2 separate regions of the Homo sapiens genome follow, and region 1 is linked to region 2. A link is a loop called in an ENCODE intact Hi-C map of the cell type or tissue named here. Cell type or tissue: natural killer cell. All regions are shown on one strand. Links, peaks and the distances in the headings refer to the core of each region. The heading gives the core; the rest is flanking DNA. Region 1 overlaps ARHGAP10 (Rho GTPase activating protein 10). Region 2 overlaps ARHGAP10 (Rho GTPase activating protein 10).

The links. Peaks named below come from ENCODE experiments on the same cell type or tissue, not always from the same donor. Only the 100,000 strongest peaks of a DNase experiment are listed, where the experiment ranks them.
Region 1: a loop joins it to region 2, with 5 times the contacts of the local background. A loop is called at or near these places in 8 of 110 quality-filtered maps.

What each region holds. Positions count from the first base shown.
Region 1 is chr4:147,791,265-147,801,096 of GRCh38, forward strand. The region is part of intron 1 of ARHGAP10 (Rho GTPase activating protein 10); the gene reads left to right. Among named protein-coding and RNA genes, the nearest start is that of MIR4799, 14 kb to the left of the region's middle. RefSeq lists an enhancer at 8,905-9,204. In natural killer cell, for the core only: no CTCF peak of the experiment used is centred there; DNase peaks (open chromatin) are centred at 1,427 and 3,677; H3K4me3 peaks cover 590 bases; H3K27ac peaks cover 678 bases.
Region 2 is chr4:147,841,614-147,851,445 of GRCh38, forward strand. It overlaps ARHGAP10 (Rho GTPase activating protein 10), which reads left to right. Exons shown (of 23, transcript NM_024605.4): 4 at 5,538-5,609. Among named protein-coding and RNA genes, the nearest start is that of MIR4799, 64 kb to the left of the region's middle. RefSeq lists an enhancer at 1,670-1,729. In natural killer cell, for the core only: no CTCF peak of the experiment used is centred there; DNase peaks (open chromatin) are centred at 1,768 and 4,958.

The sequences.
Region 1 (9,832 bases), core at 488-8,487, 51 kb before region 2:
CCATGTCTGGCTAATTTTTGTATTTTTAGCAGAGACAGGGTTTTGCTATGTTGGCCAGGCTGGTCTCAAACTCCTAGCCTCAGGTGATCTGCCTGCCTCAGCCTCCCGAAGTGCTGAGATTACAGGCATGAGCCACTGCGCCCGGCCTCTTCTGTACTTTAGGAGGAAAAAAAGCCACATTATTTTTTCCTTTTTGCTACATTCTGTAGTTCTTTTTTAAAAACCTAACATATAGCATTCCATTGAATGGTTATTCCGTGTGTGTGTGTGCGCGCGCGTGCGTGCGCGCGTGTATATATATATATTTTGTTTGTTTGTTTGTTTGTTTTTTGTTTTTCCTCCCTGCGGGGCATGGAGTTGCCCAGGCTGGAGTACAGTGGTGCAATCTCAGCTCCCTGTAACTTCCGCCTCCTGGGTTCCAGCGATTCTCCAGCCTCAGCCTCCCGAGTAGCTGAGATTATAGGCACCCGCCACCATGTCCAGCTAGTTTTTGTATTTTTAGTAGAGATGGGGTTTCACTGTGTTGGCCAGGCTCGTCTCGAACTCCTGACCTCAGGTGATCCACCTGCCTTGGCCTCTCAAAGTGCTGGGATTACAGGCATGAGCCATCGTGCCCAGCCTGTCCTACAGTGTCTTAGTCTGTTCTGTTGTCAGATATTTTTGGAGTGTTTCCAAATTTTCATTAATGTAAATAGCACTGCTGGTGAACATTCTTATACATGTCTCCTGACGCGTGTATGATGTGTATGTGCGTTTCTCTGGGGACATCACGTGAGAGTAGAATTGCTGTGTGGTAGCACGTGAGCGTCTTTCACTCCAGGGTTGTCTTCACCTTTACTCGATAGTACACATTGCTTTACACAGTAGTCAGATTACATTCCCTCTGCATTGTACTGGTGATTTTGTTGAGCTGCATCTTTTCCAGTATTTTGTATTGTGAAACTTTTGAGTTTTTGCTCATCTGTTGATGTAAAAGTGATACCTTATTGTTTCTAACTTGAATGCTGCATTTTCCTGATTGGAGTGAGGTTGAATATCTTTTCACGTATTTATTGGCCTTTCAGGCTTTTTCTTTTTGAGCTGCCTATTTATAACATGTCCTCTTCCTTCCCTCCTTCTTTATTGGTGACAGGGACTCAGGTTCAGAGAAGTAGATTAATCATAATCCTTGATTCACAACCCATTATTATCATTTGTGTTTGCATGGCCCTTTTATTTGCTTTATTTATAATATAATGAACACCTACGAGCTCATCAGGTTCTGAGACATTACCAACAACTTCCTGTGCTTCTCCTCACTCCGTCTCTCGGCCTCTTCCCTCTTTATATATGCTACCTGAGCTTTATTATTCCTTATCTAGTTCTCTTTGTGGTCCTCTGGGGCCTTGCTTTTCTTATTCTCCATTATTATGATTTATCCAAGTTGTTGTGTTGGCTTTGGTCTCATTCCTGTTCTTTTGTAGTGTCTGCTCTGTTTTGCTTATGGGGGATTTTTTTCTTTTGTGTTTTTAGTTTCACTCTGTGAACTCCTTTTCAGCTGAGCTTTCTCTGTAGGAGTCCTGGGGAATGTGGGTTGAAGGTGTATTAAAAATACAAGGTAGTTGGCCAGGCGAGGTGGCTCACTCCTGTAATCCCAGCACTTTGGGAGGCCGAGGCAGGCGGATCACTTGATGTCACCAGCCTGGCTAACATGGTGAAACCCGTCTCCACTAAAAATACAAAAATTAGCTGGGTGTGGTGATGCATGCCTGTAGTCCCAGCTACTCTGGAGGCTGAGGCAGGAGAATCACTTGAACCTGGGAGGTGGAGGTTGCAGTGAGCCAAGAGATTGCACCACTGCACTCCAGCCTGGGCGACAGAGTGAGACTCTCTGGAAAAAAAGAAAATGTGTGTGTATGTATGTGTGTGTGTGTGTGCATATATGTGTGTGTGTGTGTATATGTGTGTATATATGTATATATGTGTGTGTGTATATATATGTATGGTAGGTGTTTCAGTTCACAAAATACTTAGCAATATTGGGGTAAAATATAACACACACATATATATATATATATTTTTTTTTTTTTACAAATGTACAGTTGTGATTATAAATTCTGGAAAGAATACCCAGGATGTGCCAGTGAAGAAAGAACAGAATTTCAGAGCAATATCTTAGGAGTTGAACTTGCATCAGAGTGAGAAACAAAATGCCTGGAGCCTTAACAGTTATATCTAGAAAAAGAATGGGGCCTTGAAAGGAGGAGTTGGACCTGGGATCTCCCCGCATAGCTATTTAGCCAAAAATACAAAGAAGTTTGTCCATCTCAGCCTGGACTCAGAGTAGGGAATAAAAGTACTCAGATCCCCTCCTAAAATGAGAAAGTATCAGCCTGCCCTCACTTCTGAGGCTTCATGTGTATACTGCTCAACTGTCCAGGAATCACCAAGTCAGGGAGTTAACATAATGCGGAGCCATGGATCCTCCTCTGCTGAGGCGCCTTGCAGAAACAAATCATCCGTGCCTGTGTACGTGCCTTCCCCCTTAACAGTAAGCTTCTTGACCTTTGTACATTGATACGTATTTGTGGAATGAAGAAGTGAACAAGTAGAAACACATAGGCATTCTTAACAGAATCTAAAGTTCCACCTGCAAAGTAGGTTCAGCACCTTAAAAAATAAAGTGTAGAAGGGACATTATTTTGCCCAGTAAAATGTTTAATTTTCAAACAGTTCTACTATTCTTAAAATGTTCTGCAGATCACAGACTGCAGTGATTGAGTAGCCTGCTGTTGTGTGTGTTGTGAAGGATACAAAGACTGCCAAGTGTTTTACCCTTCGGGAGCTGTAAGTGTAGGGGAGGGACAGGCTCGAACACAAATAATTATGGTGGAAAGTGCAAAGTAAGTGCCACAGGAAATTTACAGAGCGGTTATGGTTTTGCAGAGGTTGTGAGTGATTCATTTCACTTCAGAAATTTGTTCATTGAGAGAACACTTAGTAGAGCTTCTTGTGTTGTCAGCATTAGGAGGATTATAAGAATACCTAATATTTATTGTGCACTCACTCATGATTAGGCAGGCAACATTTTATGTCAATCTTTGCAACATAATGTTAATTCTCACAACATTCCTATGAAGAGGATCCTATAATTATCTCCATGAAATTTTTTTTATTGAAATGTACCACATATATATGTGCACTTTTATGAGTATACAACTGGTTAGGTTTTCATGAGTCACATTCACCAGTGTAAGTAGCATCCAGAGCAAAACAGAACATATACACACTCGACAAGTGTCAGGGCTTCAAAGCCCCCAAGAACCATAATCTTGACTTCTAGTAGCAGATTTTTTGGGATTGGTTTTTGTGTTTTCTGGAAATTGAGTTATATGGTACATATTTTGTTATGTTTCATGCTATTGCATGTAGTTTGGGATTGTTCATTCCCATTGCCATTGAGTATTCCATTATCTCCATTTTACAGATGAGGAATGTTGAGACTGAGATGTTAAAGTAGCCCAGGATCATGCAGTAACAAACATGTTACAGTACCATTTAGTGTTTTTTGAAACATGATTTTAATGTTCTTGTGGTGTTCTATCATGTAAGTATAGGACAGTGTAACCAGTTCCCCTTCTGATAGACATCTAGGTGGTTTCCAACATGTTATCACTCATACTTTACCATAAAAATTCAATATTTAAAGTACGTTTTGAGGTTTCCAGCTGCTTTTGCAGTTGACTATAGTCAGTTCCATATAGTGTGGCAGCTAGTGAAATATTAATTTCCTTTGTGGCTTTCTTTGTAAGGTAGCAGCTGCCGGTCAAGGGTGGCCTTTGTAGTTTTTTTCCTTAGAGACAGGGTCTCACTGTGTCACCTACGCTGGAGTGTAGTTACACCATCATAGCTCACTGCAGCCTTGAACTCCTGGCCTTAAGTAATCCTCTTGCTTTGGCCTCCTGCAGCGCTGGGATTACAGGTGTGAGCCACCATGCTATGCCCATTTGAGTTTTGATATGTAATCTACTTGCCTTTTGAAAGTGCCTTGTAAGAGTACTACTAGTGTGTTTACTTTTTTACCTTTTATCCTACGTTTGTCTTTTTATACCTCCTCTCCCTTTTTCCTACAAAACTTCCTGTAAGGAGATCTTGGTTCTGCTGCAGTCAAAAATTATATTTTTTCCTTGAGGGTTAGCTCTGCTCTTTGGCCTGCTAATGAGTCTTACAGGGTCTCTGTGGGTCCTTCAGAGGAGATATATTTTTACGAAACATTCTCCGGTGCAGCAGTTTACAAACGCAACTTCTGGAGTGTGAGCTCTTTGAAGGTAGGAGCTGTGTAGTATTCACGTGGTGCTTGGTACGTAGTAGGTGCTCAGTAAATGTGAGGTGACTGGATGAGGAGCTGCTGGAGCCTCAGATTTTTATTTATTTTTTATTTTTTTAATTTAATTTAATTTTTTTTTTTTTGGAGACAGTCTCACTCTGTTGCCCAGGCTGGAGTGCTGTGGCGTGATCTTGGCTCACTGTAACTTCTGCCTCCCAGATTCAAGCTATTCTCCTGCCTCAGCCTCCCGAATAGCTGGGATTATAAGTGTGTACCACCACCTCCAGCTAATTTTTGTATTTTTAGTAAAGATGGGGTTTCACCATATTGGACAAGCTGGTCTCAAACTCCTGACCTCGTGATCCGCCCACCTCGGCCTCTCAAAGTGCTGGGATTACAGACATGAGCCATCATGCCCAGCTTCCTTTTGATTGACCTTTACAATATTATGTTTTTTTGCTTTTGGGAACATGATTAATTTTTAGACTTCTCAAACAGAAATAGAAGACCTAGAGCTATTTGTTTATAATTTCCCCCCCTTCTTGTAGTAGAGGAGGAATTATTTAGTAATGTGATAGAAAATAAGTTTATAATAGTTTTGTAAAAATATTAAGTTTCTTCTATTTTCTCCATTCATTGAACATTTGTTGAAACCTTGCTGGGTCCCATGCAATAGGGATAGAAAGATGAATATAATTAATCCTTGCCCTTGGGGAATATATAATCTAGTGGGAGAGACAAACACACGTGTACTTACCCATTGTGGTAAAATATATTTATATATCTGTGAGCATTTTTTTTAAAAGCGTAGTGGAAGGAGACACCTGGGAGGTTGGGAGGAGGGCCCTCCTGGAAGAGACAACAACGGAGCTTCCTCTTAGAGGAGGTACATAATTCCTCCTCAGTCTGGTACCCAAATACTGGTTCATCTCTTTTTTTCCTTATTTCTTTTTTTTTATTTTTCTTTTCTTGAGAAGGAGTCTCACTCTGTCGCCCATGGCTGGAATGCAGTGGTGTCATCTCGGCTTAACTGCAAGCTCCGCCTCCCAGGTTCAAGCGATTCTCCTGCCTCAGCCTCCCGAGTAGCTGGGATCACAGGCGCCTGCCACCATGCCCGGCTAATTTTTTGTATTTTTAGTAGAGACGGGGTTTCACCGTGTTAACCAGGATGGTCTCAATCTCCTGACCTTGTGATCCACCCGCCTTGGCCTCTTAAAGTGCTGGGATTACAGGCGTGAGCCACTGCGCCCGGCCTGTTCCTTATTTCTGGAATGCTAGTACTGGCCATAGTTATAACATTCTATGATTTCTAATGTAAAAACCTCGTTCTTGTCTTTTCCCTCATGCCATAGAGCCCTTCCACGGAGGCTTGTTGATTTTAGCTCTGAAATGATTGTAGGATGTAGTTTTCCTCTTTCTCTTCCCTTCTCTCTGCTTACATTGCTGTCTCCTTGGTTTGGAAGGACAGTGATGGAAATAATCTTTGTGTTTGAAGCATCCGGCCTGGAGCATGGCATATCATGGGGTTCAAAGTTGTTAAATCAAAAGGAACTGAATAGCCTGTAACTGGTTTTCTCTCCTCTAGTGGCCTTTTCCTTTCATTTAATTCTATTCAATGTCCTCAAAGTTATTCAATTTTTTTTTTCTTTTGGTATCACTTCTGTGTTTAAAATTCTTCCATGACTCCTTATTACCCTCCAGATGAAGATCCAACCTCTTAGCCAGGTCTTTACACTGACCCCAGCATGCCTTCTATGTTCCTCACCCTTCCACTGCCACCATTTTACTGTGTGCATGTCTGGAGTTGTTTGTTTTTCTCATGGTCCAACGTACCCTCCCCACTTTGTTTTGTTTTGTTTTGTTTTTGTTTTTTTGGAGATGAAGTAGGCTGGAGTGCAGTGGCACTATTTCTGCTCACTGCAGCCTCCGCCTCCCAGGTTCAAGTGATTCTCCTGCCTCAGCCTCTGGAGTAGCTGGGACTACAGGTGCGCACCACCACACCCAGCTAAATTTTGTATTTTTAGTAGAGACGGGGTTTCACCATGTTGGCCAGGATGATCTCGATCTCTTGACCTCGTGATCTGCCCGCCTCAGCCTCCCAGAGTGCTGGGATTACAAGCATGAGCCGTTGCGCCTGGCCAGCCAACACGCCCGGCCCCCTCCCCATTTTTTATTTGTCACTTCGGTCTGATGTTTTGAGATCCAGTCTTAACCCTGCGAAACCTTCTCTGCCTTTCCCAGAAAGAGTTAATTGTGCCCTCTGCTATGTTCCCTGAGGGTCTGTACAGTCAATCTTTTTTAGTGGCATCCCATCTCATCTAGCTCATCCCACCCCAACCCATCCCATGCCATCTCATCCCATCCCTCTCCTCTTTGTCCTGTTTCCCCATTTCATCTGTCTCTTACATTTTCCTCTGCATTTCTGATTAGATCGAGGACCAAGAATTGTGACTGATGCTTCTTTGTCCCCTGTTCAGGTGTTTCTTAAGTGGCAGATGAATAGTTCCTCCCTGTACTCTCCTGTAAACATACTTTTTGCTTTTACATCTCTTCAGTTTTGCTTTTACTTTTTTTTTTTTCGTAAGGGATACATTCTTTCAGTAGCTTTATTTAAATGTAGTGTGTGGACCGTTTGTTGTGACCTTCTTTGAAATTTTCTCTGATCATGGCAGCCCAAAATATCGGTACCTGCCTCTGAACCATCTTCGTTGTCTCTGGCTGTGTTACTTATACAACACCTGCTATTATTATTTGTATTTTTGTTTTATATGTTTCATCCCTCCTTAGATTATAAACTCTGAAGTTAGAGGTCATCTTATAGACAATTTTGAATCTTCTGTGTTAAAAAATATAATTTTGGCCAGGTGTGGTGGCTCATGCCTATAATCCCTGCACTTTGGGCAGCCTAGGTGGGTGGATCACTTGAGTCCAGGAGTTTGTGACCAGCCTGGCCAACATGATGACTTTGGGCAGCCTAGGTGGGTGGATCACTTGAGTCCAGGAGTTTGTGACCAGCCTGGCCAACATGATGAAACCCCGTCTCTACTAAAAATACAAAAGATTAGCCTTGGCTGGGTGCAGTGGCTCACGCCTGTAATCCCAGCACTTTGGGAGGCCAAGGTGGTGCATTACGTGAGGTCAGGAGTTTGAGACACTCTCTCTCTCTCTCTCTCTCTCTCTCTCTCTCTCTCTCTCTCTCTCTCTCTCTCTCTATATATATATATATATATATATATATATATATATAGACTTTTTACCCCCCCACGCTTGAAAAATGTGCTACTTCCTTTAGTCTCCATGGTTTCAGATGGGAAATCCATTGTTCGAATTGGTGTTCCTTACAGATCATGTATCATTTCTCACAGCCTGCTTTCAAGCAGATTTTTTTCTTTGTCTTTAGTTTTCAGAAGACTAGTTATTGATGTTTACCATTGATCCTAGCCTTGGCCTGAATTTCTTTTTGTCCTTTTTTTTTTCTCTTCGAGATGGAGTCTCACTCTGTCACCCAGGCTGGAATGCATTGGTGTGATGTCGGCTCACTGCAACCTCTGCCTCCCGGGTTCAAGCGATTCTCCTGCCTCAGTCTCCTGAGTAGCTGGGACTACAGGCATGCATCAGTATGCCTGGCTAATTTTTGTATTTTTAGTAGAGACGGGATGGGGTTTTGCCATGTTTGCCAGGCTGGTCACAAACTCCTGACCTCAAGTGATCTGCCTGCTTTGGCCTTCCTAATGCTGGGATGGCCTCTCTTTGTTTATTCTGATCATAAATTTGCTCAGCTTCTTAAATCTGTTTATGTCTTTTACCAAATTTGGAATGTTTTCAGCCATTATTTCTTTGAATATTCTTTTAGCCCTATTCTCTTTTTCCTCTTGGGGCTCAATGATACAAGGCTGGATGTTTTGCTGTTCCACAGGTCTCTGAGGCTCTGCTTATTTTCACAGCCTGTTTTCTATTGTTCTGATAGAGTGAATTCTGTTGTCTTTCCTCAAGTTCAGTGATTTTTTTTATCCTGTCATTTTCATCCTACTATTGAGCATATCAAGTGAGTTTTTGTTACTGTACTTTTCAGTTGTATAATTTATATTTGGTTTTTAAAATAATTTCACTTCTGAGATTTTCTAGTTTCTCATTTGTTTCAACAGAATTTATAATTGATTATTGAAGCACTTGTAAGAGGGTTGCTTTAAAATCCTCATCAGATAATTTCAACATCTGATTTATCTCAGGGTTAGGGTCAGTTTTTTGGCTAAAATGGGAATTTGACTTGGGATTTTCCTGGTTCTTGGTATGGTGGGTGATTTTTGACTGTATTCTGGACATTTTGCCTATCTTTTTTTTGGGGGGGTGCGGGCAGTGGGAATGTTCTGAATCCCATTTAAATCTTTTGTTTTAGCAGGCAGCCACCCAGTTAGTCTTAGCACACAGGTCCTGCCCTACATTTGTGGGCTGTGGTTCCAATGACAGTTTAACTTTCAGAGCCTTTGTGGTGTTTGTCTGCTTGGTGGTTAGATGCCGCTAGGGCTGCCGTCTCATTTCCCCCTGCTGTTATTGCTGGCTGTGGAGGCAGAAGGGATTTCCCTAGGCTGGGCTACTAGGTGTCTCCCAGTGGGGGAAACGTAGTCTCAGGACCCTGGAGACTGAGGGACTTTCCTGACTGTGGCATAGTCCCCCTTCCTGTGGGGGACAGAGAGCTCTTGAGCCAGACACTTGTTGAGATGGAATCTCTCTACCTGTGCCCCACGGTTTTCCTCATGTCTGTGTGCAATGGAAGGGCGTCTTAGGCCCATGTGACCAGAGAGGCTTCCTGGGCCAGGTCACTTGTGGCTGGGGAGTCTTGTGTCTGCCCTATTGCATATGTCGAGGCTCCCCTAGTTATTGTTGGTGGGGCTTTAGGTTGGTCCTTCTTTTGGATGGTGTAGGACTTATCTGATGTGAGGGGGACTCGTGTTTGATCTGGGTCATAGGAATGAGCCTACCTGAGCTGCCTTTTGTTCTCATGTCATGGGTTGGGAAATGGTGGGTCTGGGTGACCACTTTGCATAGGGGGATGCAAGATACTGTTTCACTGAGCTGTTCTTCCATTTTTGGGGTCACAAACTGGTTTGTTTTCTTCTTACCATCTTTCAGAGTTCTCCTTTGGTTATCTCCTCTGCTATTTCCAGGGTTTATAGCGCTTAGTAGGGAGGAGCAGAGAGACATAGTTTTCTATGCTGTCTTGTGCCTTGTCATTCATTATTTTTTTCCTTTTTCTTTTTTGACACAGCGTCTTACTCTGTCACCCAGGCTGGAGTGCAGTGGCACAATCTTGTCTCACTGCAACCCACGCCTCGTGGGATTAAGTGATTCTTGTGCCTCCCAAGTAGCTGGGACTACAGGTGCCTGACACCATGCCTGGCTAATTTTTGTATATTTAGTAGAGACAGCGTTTCGCCATGTTGGCCAGGCTGGTCTTGAACTCCTGGCCTCAAGTGATCTGCCCACCTCTGCATTTGAAAGTGCTGAGATAACAGGCGTGAGCCACCG
Region 2 (9,832 bases), core at 936-8,935:
GAGAGATTCCGTGGAGCTTCCAGTCTATTTTGAGAAAAGGAAATTCTTGTTGCTCAGTTGACATTGCCTTATTGAAACATTTATTGGCTTCTTTATTATTTTGTTCTTAAATATAATTTTTAGGTTCAGTTTAGAAGTTATAAAATCAGGCTTTGCTAAAGAAGGAAAATCATAATTTTAAGCTCTTCAAAGTATTTTTAATAAAAAAGTTTTTTATAAATGAGTTGGATATAGTGTTATTTGCCACAACTACTACTATCCTTGTTTTGGAAATTTGCTTACCGATCTGAAGATAGTAAGGCAGAAACCCTTATATTCTTCCTCCCACGTCACCCCCAAGATGGAGTCTTGCTCTGTCACCCATGCTAGAGTGCAGTGGTGCAATCTTGGCTCACTGCAACCACTGCCTTCTGGGTTTGAGCGATTCTTCCTGCCTCAGCCTTATGAGTAGCTGGGATTACAGGTGCCTGCCACCATGCCCGGCTAATTTTGTTGTATTTTTAGTAGAGATGGAATTTCACCATATTGACCAGCTGGTCTCAAACTCCTGACCTCAAGTGATCCACCCGCCTCGGCCTCCAAAAGCGCTAGGGTTATGGGGTGTGAGCCACCATGCCTGGCCGTGAAACCCTTATATTCTTTTTCTACTCTAGTGTTAGCCTTTGGGGCTCAGACGGATATTGCATTGAATTCTCCAAATGAAGGAAAAATATAATGACCTAAGATTGCTCTTGTGTAATCTTTGTAGCCTGGTTCTTTTGGTGGAAGACAGTGTTTACTCCAGAGTATGGAGTTTTGGGGTTCTTATTTTAAAATGCCTTCATGTGTCTATATTATTTATAACCTACCTCTACTTTCTGAGCATTTCCTGGGTCCCATTCTGATGGCTAATGGAGACCATCCGATATCTCTAGCCTTGTCTCGTGATCCTCTCTGATTTCCTCATCTGCTTTAGTGACACCGAGCTGCTTAGGTTCCATGCCCTGAAATTGCTGTTTTCCCCTCTCCACATGGAAGGCCTTTGCCTGGAGAACACCGTCCCTCTGTTTCAGGCTGAGCTGTGCATAATCTCCTTCAGGAAGTCTTCTCTTACCCAGGGGGCCTTCCTCCTCTGCTCCCCAGAAGCTCTGCGCAGCTTGCCAGCACTTTGTCTGCCACGTCATACTGTGCTGACGTGTTCACATCTCTTAGAAACACTCGCCTGGGATGAACTCAGCCACCCACCTTTTCCCTTCCTTGCTGGAGAAAATCCCACAATAAGGCAGATGATAACTTCATAAACTCCTCCTCACCTATCTCAAAAGGACTTCTTGTTTCTCTAAGAAGTGTTGTCTCATTTGTAATGATTCTTTCATTCATTCTTCAGTTAGTTGGGCGTGAAACTTCTCATGTCCAAACTCTCTGCAAGTGACCTTGTTTTGTACTTTATGGAAAAAATAGCCATTTGGTAGCAACTCTCAGCTTTTTGTCATGAAGCCCACAAACCCGTTTGTACTGGGCACCCCTTTTCTCCTTCTATCACAGGGAAGGAAGGATTTTGACTCGTATGACAGGCCAACCCTCCATGCATGCTCAGCATCCCATCTCCTCCCGTGTCAGAGATTTTGAACCATTCTTTCTGGATTCTTCACATGGGCATTTAGACATGCTCTCATCTCTTAAATACCAGCTGTCTTAAAAGAATACATGCCTTTACTTTATGGCATGTTCTCTTTCAGCAGTCATCCTCTCTCTCTACTGCCCCACCTGGTCATTCTTTGAGGAAGGGTTGTTCCCCACGTGGTCTCACCTGTCAGTCATAAATCAACTCCAGCCCAGCCCTTTCTGCCACCTTGCCATGGATATTGCTGAGCTCTCATTCTTTCTTTAAAACGTCTCTGCAGCCCACACAGCTGAACTCCTTTTTTTTCTTTTTCTTTTTCTTTTTCTTTGAGACGGAGTTTCGCTGTGTTGCCCAGGCTGGAGTGCAGTGGCACGATCTCAGCTCACCGCAACCTCTGCCTCCTGGGTTCAAGCGATTCTCCTACCTCAGCCTCCCGAGTAGCTGGGATTACAGGCACTGCCCGGCTAATTTTGTACTTTTAGTAGAGACAAGGTTTCTCCATGTTGGTCAGGCTGGTCTCAAACTCCTGACCTCAGGTGATCCACCTGCCTCGGCCTCCCAAAGTGGGATTACAGGCGTGAGCCACTGCACCCGGCCTGAACCCCTTTCTTCTTTTATCCAACACCTTGGTAGCTTTCTCCAGTTTCATTGCCATCGTTTACCTCTGTTCTTTCATTTCCTGATCTGAGTACTTGGTCTGAGACATTTCCATTTTTCTACCGTCCTACCTCTCTACTTGCATGACTTCAAATGCCATCTACTTGCTGATGAGGACAAAATTGGTATCTCTGACCTAGGTGTCTCTTCTAGGCTGTGGACCTGTGTCTCTGACAGCTGGTTTTACTAAGATCTTGGGCGTTTCTCAGCATCTGGGATTTAACATGAGCCCTTAGTGTGTGCTCCCAGCTGCTTTCCCTCAAGATTTTCCCTGTTGCAGTAAATAGTGTCCTTTATTTTTTATTTTTAAATTTATTTTTATTTTTAGGATTTGTGAGTACATAATAGGTATATATATTTATGGGGTTATATTAGATATTTTGATAGAGGCGTGCAATGTATAATAGTCACATCATGGAAAATAGGGTATCCATCCGTTCAAGCATTTATCCTTTGTGTTACAATCTAACTATACTCTTTTAGTTATTTTAAGATGTACAATTAAATTATTTTGAGTATGGTCACTCTGTTGTGTTATCAAATACTAGGTATCATTCATTCTTTCAAACTATTTTTTTGTACCCATTAACCATCCCTACCTCCCCCCTACTATACTTCCCAGCTTCTGGTAACAACCCTTCTACTCTCTATCTCCATGAGTTCAATTGTTTTGATTTTTGCATCCCACAAATAAGTGAGAACATGTGATGCTTGTCTGTCTGTGCCTGGCAATAAGTAGAATTGTTATCTCTTCATTTGTTCATGCCAGAAATCTGGGAGGGATCCTGGAAATCTTCACCTTTTCCATTCGGTCAATCTCTCATTACTTTGACACCACCTGCAAATATCTCTCAAATCTGTCTACTTGTCTTTACTTCTGTTGTTGGTTGCCTTCATTTGAACCACCGCCATCTCTTCGTGTACCACTCTAGAAGCCTCCTAACGAGTCTGTCTTCCGGTTTTCTGTACCTTTCATCTCTCCCTCAGCAGCCAGAGTAATCTTGAAAAGCTCTAATTATCATTCTGTCAATTCACTGCTTGAAAACCCTCCTGTGGCTTTCCACTGTACCCCCAATAAAATGCTAACCTTTCCCAGAGCCCACAAGGCCCGGCACGCTCTGATCCCCTGCCATCACTCAGCATTACAGGCTCACTTCATTGCTCCTTACGCTTCAGCCATTCTGGCCTTTTGACATTCCCTGTAATGCTCAAACTCCTCACCTTCATCCTTTGCCTCTGCTGATCTCAGCAGGAAACAATTTCCCTTGCCCTTTGCACCACGGATTCCTTCTCACCTTTTAGGTTTTAGCTTAAATGTCACTACTTTGAAGAAGCTCTCTTTGCACACATTTCTCCTTAGACCTCCTCTAATGCATTCCTCACTGTACTCCTACTTTTCTTCATTGGAAGGAATTACTAGAATGTGCGCTTATATATCTCCTTAGGTGTTCATGTATCTGGCTTACATCTTCTCTACTGAACAGTAATTTCCACGAAGGCAGGGGGCTGTGCTTGTTTTGTTCATAGCTGTATCCCCATCACCTGGCATTGCATGCTTAACAGCTGTTTATCTCGTAAAATAGATAAATATTTAAAGTTTATTAAGATGGCAACTTTGGAGAAGCACCTCTTTGGTACTTTTATTGCCATGTTGCATGGTGGTTATGCTTGGTGGGCCCAGACCTACATGACTTGGAATCCCTATTCCTATCTTCTGTGAACTTGAGCAGTTGTTAGCTTCTGTGATCCCTGCAGTTCATTCTGGGCCGACTTCTTTCTTGAGTGTACCAGTTTCACAGAAGACATATTATATGGAGGTTTATTTGGGATCACTAGTTGGGTAGATCCAGATGTGGGAGCTTAAAAAATGACACAGGTGCTCATGTAAGTGTGCCTTAAGTTATCTATGAGACACTGTGTGTAAATTCATGCACTGTGAAAACGTATGCTAGCACTTCTTGTATCTGTACTCTCAAATGGAATGTGGGACATTCCATATTATTTGGGGAGTCAGGATTCCTGGCTGGTGGTGCTTTGTAGGACTCTTTGGTTTGCCATTGCTGTAGGTCACATGGTCTAAAATGTAGAGAGGATAAAATGATATTTTGAAAGATGATCCCTTTTCCCTGACTAGTTGTTGCTCTTAATTCTTTCTTTTAGAGCTTTGTTGCCCCAGCTATTTTACACCCAAGCAGCAAATTATCCAGGTGGGAGTGAGGGGAATCCAGGGGTCAGCCTGGGGTAGAAAGTTGAAACTGAGCATCCTGAATGTGGGCATAGTCGCTTATTTTGAGTGTTCCCTACGTTAGAGTATGAAGGTCTCTTTGGGAGAAACCCTCACATAATGAAACACTGCTGAGGAGCCTTTGGTTACATTAAGAATCTTTTCCTATTCCAAATCACTTATTTTTTCTGTAATGTTAAGCTTGGATTTTTGATCACCTTTCTAAAAAGAGGGATGGCACATTCTTAAATAGTGTTTCGAGATTTTCTTTTCTATTTTGGATATTTCTGGTCTCCTGGAAGCAGAGGGTGAGAAGCCACTACTCTCACCACTATATTGTTACTAAGTATGTTTTCTTTTGATGAATATTTTCTTTTATTTGCATTTTCAGCATTTTGTGGCTTAACATGAAAATCCCCAAACCAGCCAACATAAAAAGAAAATGTGGTTGTGGCTGGAGTTTGTGTGTGTGGCTTCTCTCATGTGAGCTTCCCTGATGTCATGTTTGCTAGCACGCCCAAGCATTTGACTTTTTCGTGAGCCTCCAGTGACTCTACTTTGCTAATATACCTTAAATCCTTAGGAGGTTTCTGTAATGAAGGGCAGACTGGTTGTATTTGAACAAGTAGCTACAGTCCTAGTTCTTTACATAATGTAGTCTGATTATCAATAAAGGAATGTAATTGAATTTTAAATTTCTAAGGAGGGGGAAGGAAAAAAACAATCTCAAACAGAAGTGTTCTGTTAATGAATGTGATAGACCCCTTTGTTGTTTACAGACAGCCGTCTTGCTGTTTTGTGGAAGAGAGTTGGGGCTGTGTTGTACATTTCACTGGCAATCTGCCCACCTCCTCTTCCCTGAAAATATTTATGGAGTTCTAGTGCTTTAATAAGTTGAGAAGTGATTTAATTGTTGCATTGGCAGAGTGAGATAAAGCCGTTAAATACGTTCATTTTCTTTCTGGGTGGGATGGAAGAGGGAAATGAAATACTAATTTTTTCCTTTTTGGAAACCTAATGCTGTGCTCTTTTGTTATCACTCTTGTTCTCTAGGCATTAAGTGTAACTGAAACCCTGATTAAACCCTTGGAAAAATTCAGAAAAGAGCAACTTGGAGCTGTAAAGGTTTGTGTCTAATTTGAATACACTCAGAAAACATAGATGCCTCTGCTGCTTCATGGTACACTTTATTCACATTTGGCAGCTTTGAAGGAGATGCCGGAGCAAACCATCTGTTGTTTTGTTTGAAATGTGCTTTTCCCCCTTTGGGGGATATGGAATTGGAAACAAAACAAAAACACCTGGACAAGATGGTAAAACCTCTAGTAATCTTCTTGGGCTACACCTTTCCATATAGAGTTTTAAAAATACCTGTAACCAAACAACACATTTGCTCTGAATAGAAGGAGCTTATTACTGGGGGGAGTGTAGTTATTTCTGTGCGCACCTCAGTTTTATGGAGGAGTGTAGCATTACAGTAGGGTTTAAGATTATAGACGCTGCCACACTGTGATGCCGTTGAAACTAGGAAGAGACTATTAAGTTACTGGGATGTAATTTCCTTCAATTTAACAAAAATTTATTGAGCCTCTATTATGTGCAAGTATTGTTATGGTATTGTGCATTATATTGTGTGTTGTATAGTACTGTGCTGGGGATTCAAAGGTGAGTGAACCACAGACTTTGTACTTAAGTATCTGGGATTTAACCGTGATTTCCAGGAATAATGCAGTGGTTTTGCCACAAGGAGCCTGAGATATATTTAGCAACTTATTTAAAATGTGCAATCTGAGCTTTGAAATTACCCCAGAGAAATAATTTCCACCGGTCTTTCCTGAATTTTGTGTATGTACTTGAGAAAGAAAAAGTAACATTTGCATGCTGTTGACCATTTTTGGCTTGGCCCAAGGAGAGGGGAATTAACATCAATTTTAGGTAGGGAAGGGAGTTTTTATATTTGTATTTTTTTCCCCCCACGTGGCTGGGGATGTGAGTTTTTTTTTTTTTCTCTTCCTAAAAGAAATGACTAAAATCCCTTGGTGGAAATAAACACTGTGGCCTCAGTAGCTTAACCACACAGATGAACCCAAGGAGTTCCAGCTCTGTAATTGCTGTTTATGGAATGAATTCTCATTTAAGTGACTTGTGAAAATATTAGACATTTCTTTTTGGCATACCGTATTACAGTTTTTAATGAAGGGCTACGAATTGAGGCTCAGACCCTGTGAACAGTGGGAGATCATTGGGGGCACCACCCCAGGCTCCTTCCTTGGATAGTTTGCCGTGCTGCAGGCAGCTGGGTTGTCCCCTCTGGCTTTGCAGCAGGAGATCGGAGGTCAGCTTTCACTTCTGCGACCTTGACTAAGTAATTGGCTTTAGTTTCTTATATGTAAAATGAAGGACTTGGGGGATCTGACTACTGTTTTATAGTTTTATGATTTTGTTTTGATTGTGTCTCTTTAAGCTCTTTAAAGCTTGTTGCATTTTGGTTCATTCTCTTTTAACATTTCATTGGCAGGTATTCCGTGTAAACAACATCCATTTCTTATTTTTCTCATTTGAATTGGATGGTGCTATATGTGTGACGGTTATATTATGGAAATGAAAATTGAGTGCGAGTGAATATATTTACTTTTACTTGCCATCTATTCTACTGGAATTTAGAAATGTCTGACCTTGAATCTTCTATTGACTCATTTTCCCCCCTAAACTTTCCAGCTTCTGATGTTAACATTTGTTCAGAGTATATCCTGCAAAGCAACTTGCACAATAAGTAATCCTTTTAAAAGGAGAAATGGTTACAATAGTTTATTCTGTGCTTTGAGCTGTTTAATGACCAAATTCTTTCCTGAAGTCCTATTTCTGTATCCCTCCCTGTTCTTCTGGCTTCAAGTTTATAAAGAGTTTATGTTATGTGCAGTCTTGCTCAGTACAGTATGTGTGTTGACTGTTGTACCTATGGATGTCACCTGTGAAGAGCCCGTCATTGTAGGTCATAGGGAGAAGCCCTTTTTCCTGGTAGTTTTGTGTACCATAATAAACAGTAGAGAAAGGTGGTTGTCTGTGTTCTGTAATGATATGTAAACTATGTAAACATCTGTCCTTTTCATTAGGTTGTTAAATCTTTAAAAGACTCTGCTTTTTTTTTTTTTTTTAAATTCTCTACCAGCCCCTACCCTGCCTTAATACATAAAGTATCTAATAAATAGCCTATCCAACTGATAATTCTAGAAGAAACAGGAAAGGGCTTAAGTTTGGGTATTTGAATTACTTTCCACATCTGTGCTGCCTAAACATTCAGTCATATTTTGTCAAGCACACAGTCTTGTTCCTCTGATTAAATCTGCTTACATGGGATACTTCAAAAAGACTTTACTCTCTTAGGTTAAAGAGCTTTTTGTAAACAGCATAAAACAGTTTTCACGTGGGGATTTAAGAAAAAGGTCTCTAAAAGTTGACCACATCAGAATTTTTAGATATGGGGGTCAACATTTTGATCTTTCCCCGTCTCCTGTTTCCCATCTGATAATGTTGTAGCCCTTGCCTGAAGCTCTTTCAGTTCCCTGTGCTTTTACCTTCTCCGGTTTCCAGAAGCCCAGTTCCATGTTTAACTGTGGTTTAAATCTATTCTAAGTGGCTAGGTGGTTTTTGTAAATTGGATTTTGAAAAGCCCCCAGGTATTGTCTACTGTTTTGCTTATATTTGGATATGCTCTCCTTGAGCCCTATCTGTTTGGTTTGGACGTATCCCTCCATTTTATGGGTTCTGCTGCATTTTCTTATGTGCTTGCTAGGTTCTAGCTTTTGTTCAAAAAGCCCTTTTGCTATCACAGTGAGAGGTGAAGCCAGCTGGGCTTCTGGGTCGGGTGGGGACTTGGAGAACTTTTCTGTCTAGCTAAAGGATTGTAAACGCACCAATCAGCGCTCTGTATCTAGCCAAAGGTTTGTAAATGCACCAATCAGCACTCTGTAAAAACACACCAACCAGCACTCTGTGTCTAGCCAAAGGTTTGTAAATGCACCAATCAGCACTCTGTAAAAATGCACCAATCAGTGCTCTTTGTCTAGCTAATGGTTTGTAAATGCACCAATCAGCACTCTGTAAAAATGGACCAATCAGCACTCTGTAAAATGGATTAATCAGCGCTCTGTAAAATGAACCAATCAGCAGGCCGTGGACGGGGCCAAGTAAGGGAATAAAAGCTGGCCATCCAAGCCAGCAGGGGCAATGCTTGGGTCCCTTCCCATGCTGTGGAAGCTTTGTTCTTTCACTGTTTGCAATAAATCTGGCTGCTGCTCACTCTTTGGGTCCACACTACCTTTATGAGCTGTAACACTCACCACGAAGGTCTGCAGCTTCACTCCTGAAGCCAGGAGACCATGAACCCAGCGGGAGGAACAGACAACTCTCTATGCGCCACCTTTAAGAGCTGTAACAGTCACTGCAAAGGTCTGCGGCTTCACTCCTAAGTCAGCAAGACCACGAACCCACCAGAAGGAAGAAACTCCGGACACATCTGAACATCTGAAGGGACAAACTCCGGACACACCATCTTTAAGAACTGTAACACTCACTGCGAGGGTCCGCGGCTTCGTTCTTGAATTCAGTGAGACCAAGAACCCACCAGAAGGAACCAATTCTGGACACAACAGGACACAGGTTGTTGCCTGATGCATCACGTCAAGAGTTTCTCTAAGGCCTAGCTGAGTTCTTATTTTCTTTTGAAGCTCCTTCACCCTTTTTGAGCTTGGCACTTATTGCCAAATGTCCCACAGGACTTTGTGGGTAGCTACAGGAACCAGTACAGATCCTGAACAACTTAGGGGCCAAGTATGTTGAACAAAAACTCTGAGAAATACCAGAACGTGATAAGAGTTAACATGGGATAAATTGCTTTTTTGGACATTTGACCAAGTAATGAAAATATGGGTTTGGGCAAGCAGCAGCACACAGATGACAGGTGGATGCAACTAACTGGATTGAGAATGGAATCTATTCAGATGCTATCTTGGAAAGAGCCAATTATAATTTTATCCAAATAGAAGAAGAATTTTAGGCAGAAAACTTAATAGATGTTCATTTCACAAATTATGACTTATCACCTAAGCTCATTACCAGACCTCTACTCCAAATTTCTTTCCAAGACTATGACTAATAATTTTTTTTTTTTTTTAAAATACAGGATTTCATTCTGTTGTCCAGGCTGGGCAGCAGCCTTGAACTCCTGGGTCAGATGATCTGAGCAGCCAGGACTACAGATGCCTGCCACCATGCATGGCTAATTTTAAAATTATTTTTGTAGAGACGGTCTCTCTGTGTTGCCCAGGCTGGTCTTGAACTCCTGGGCT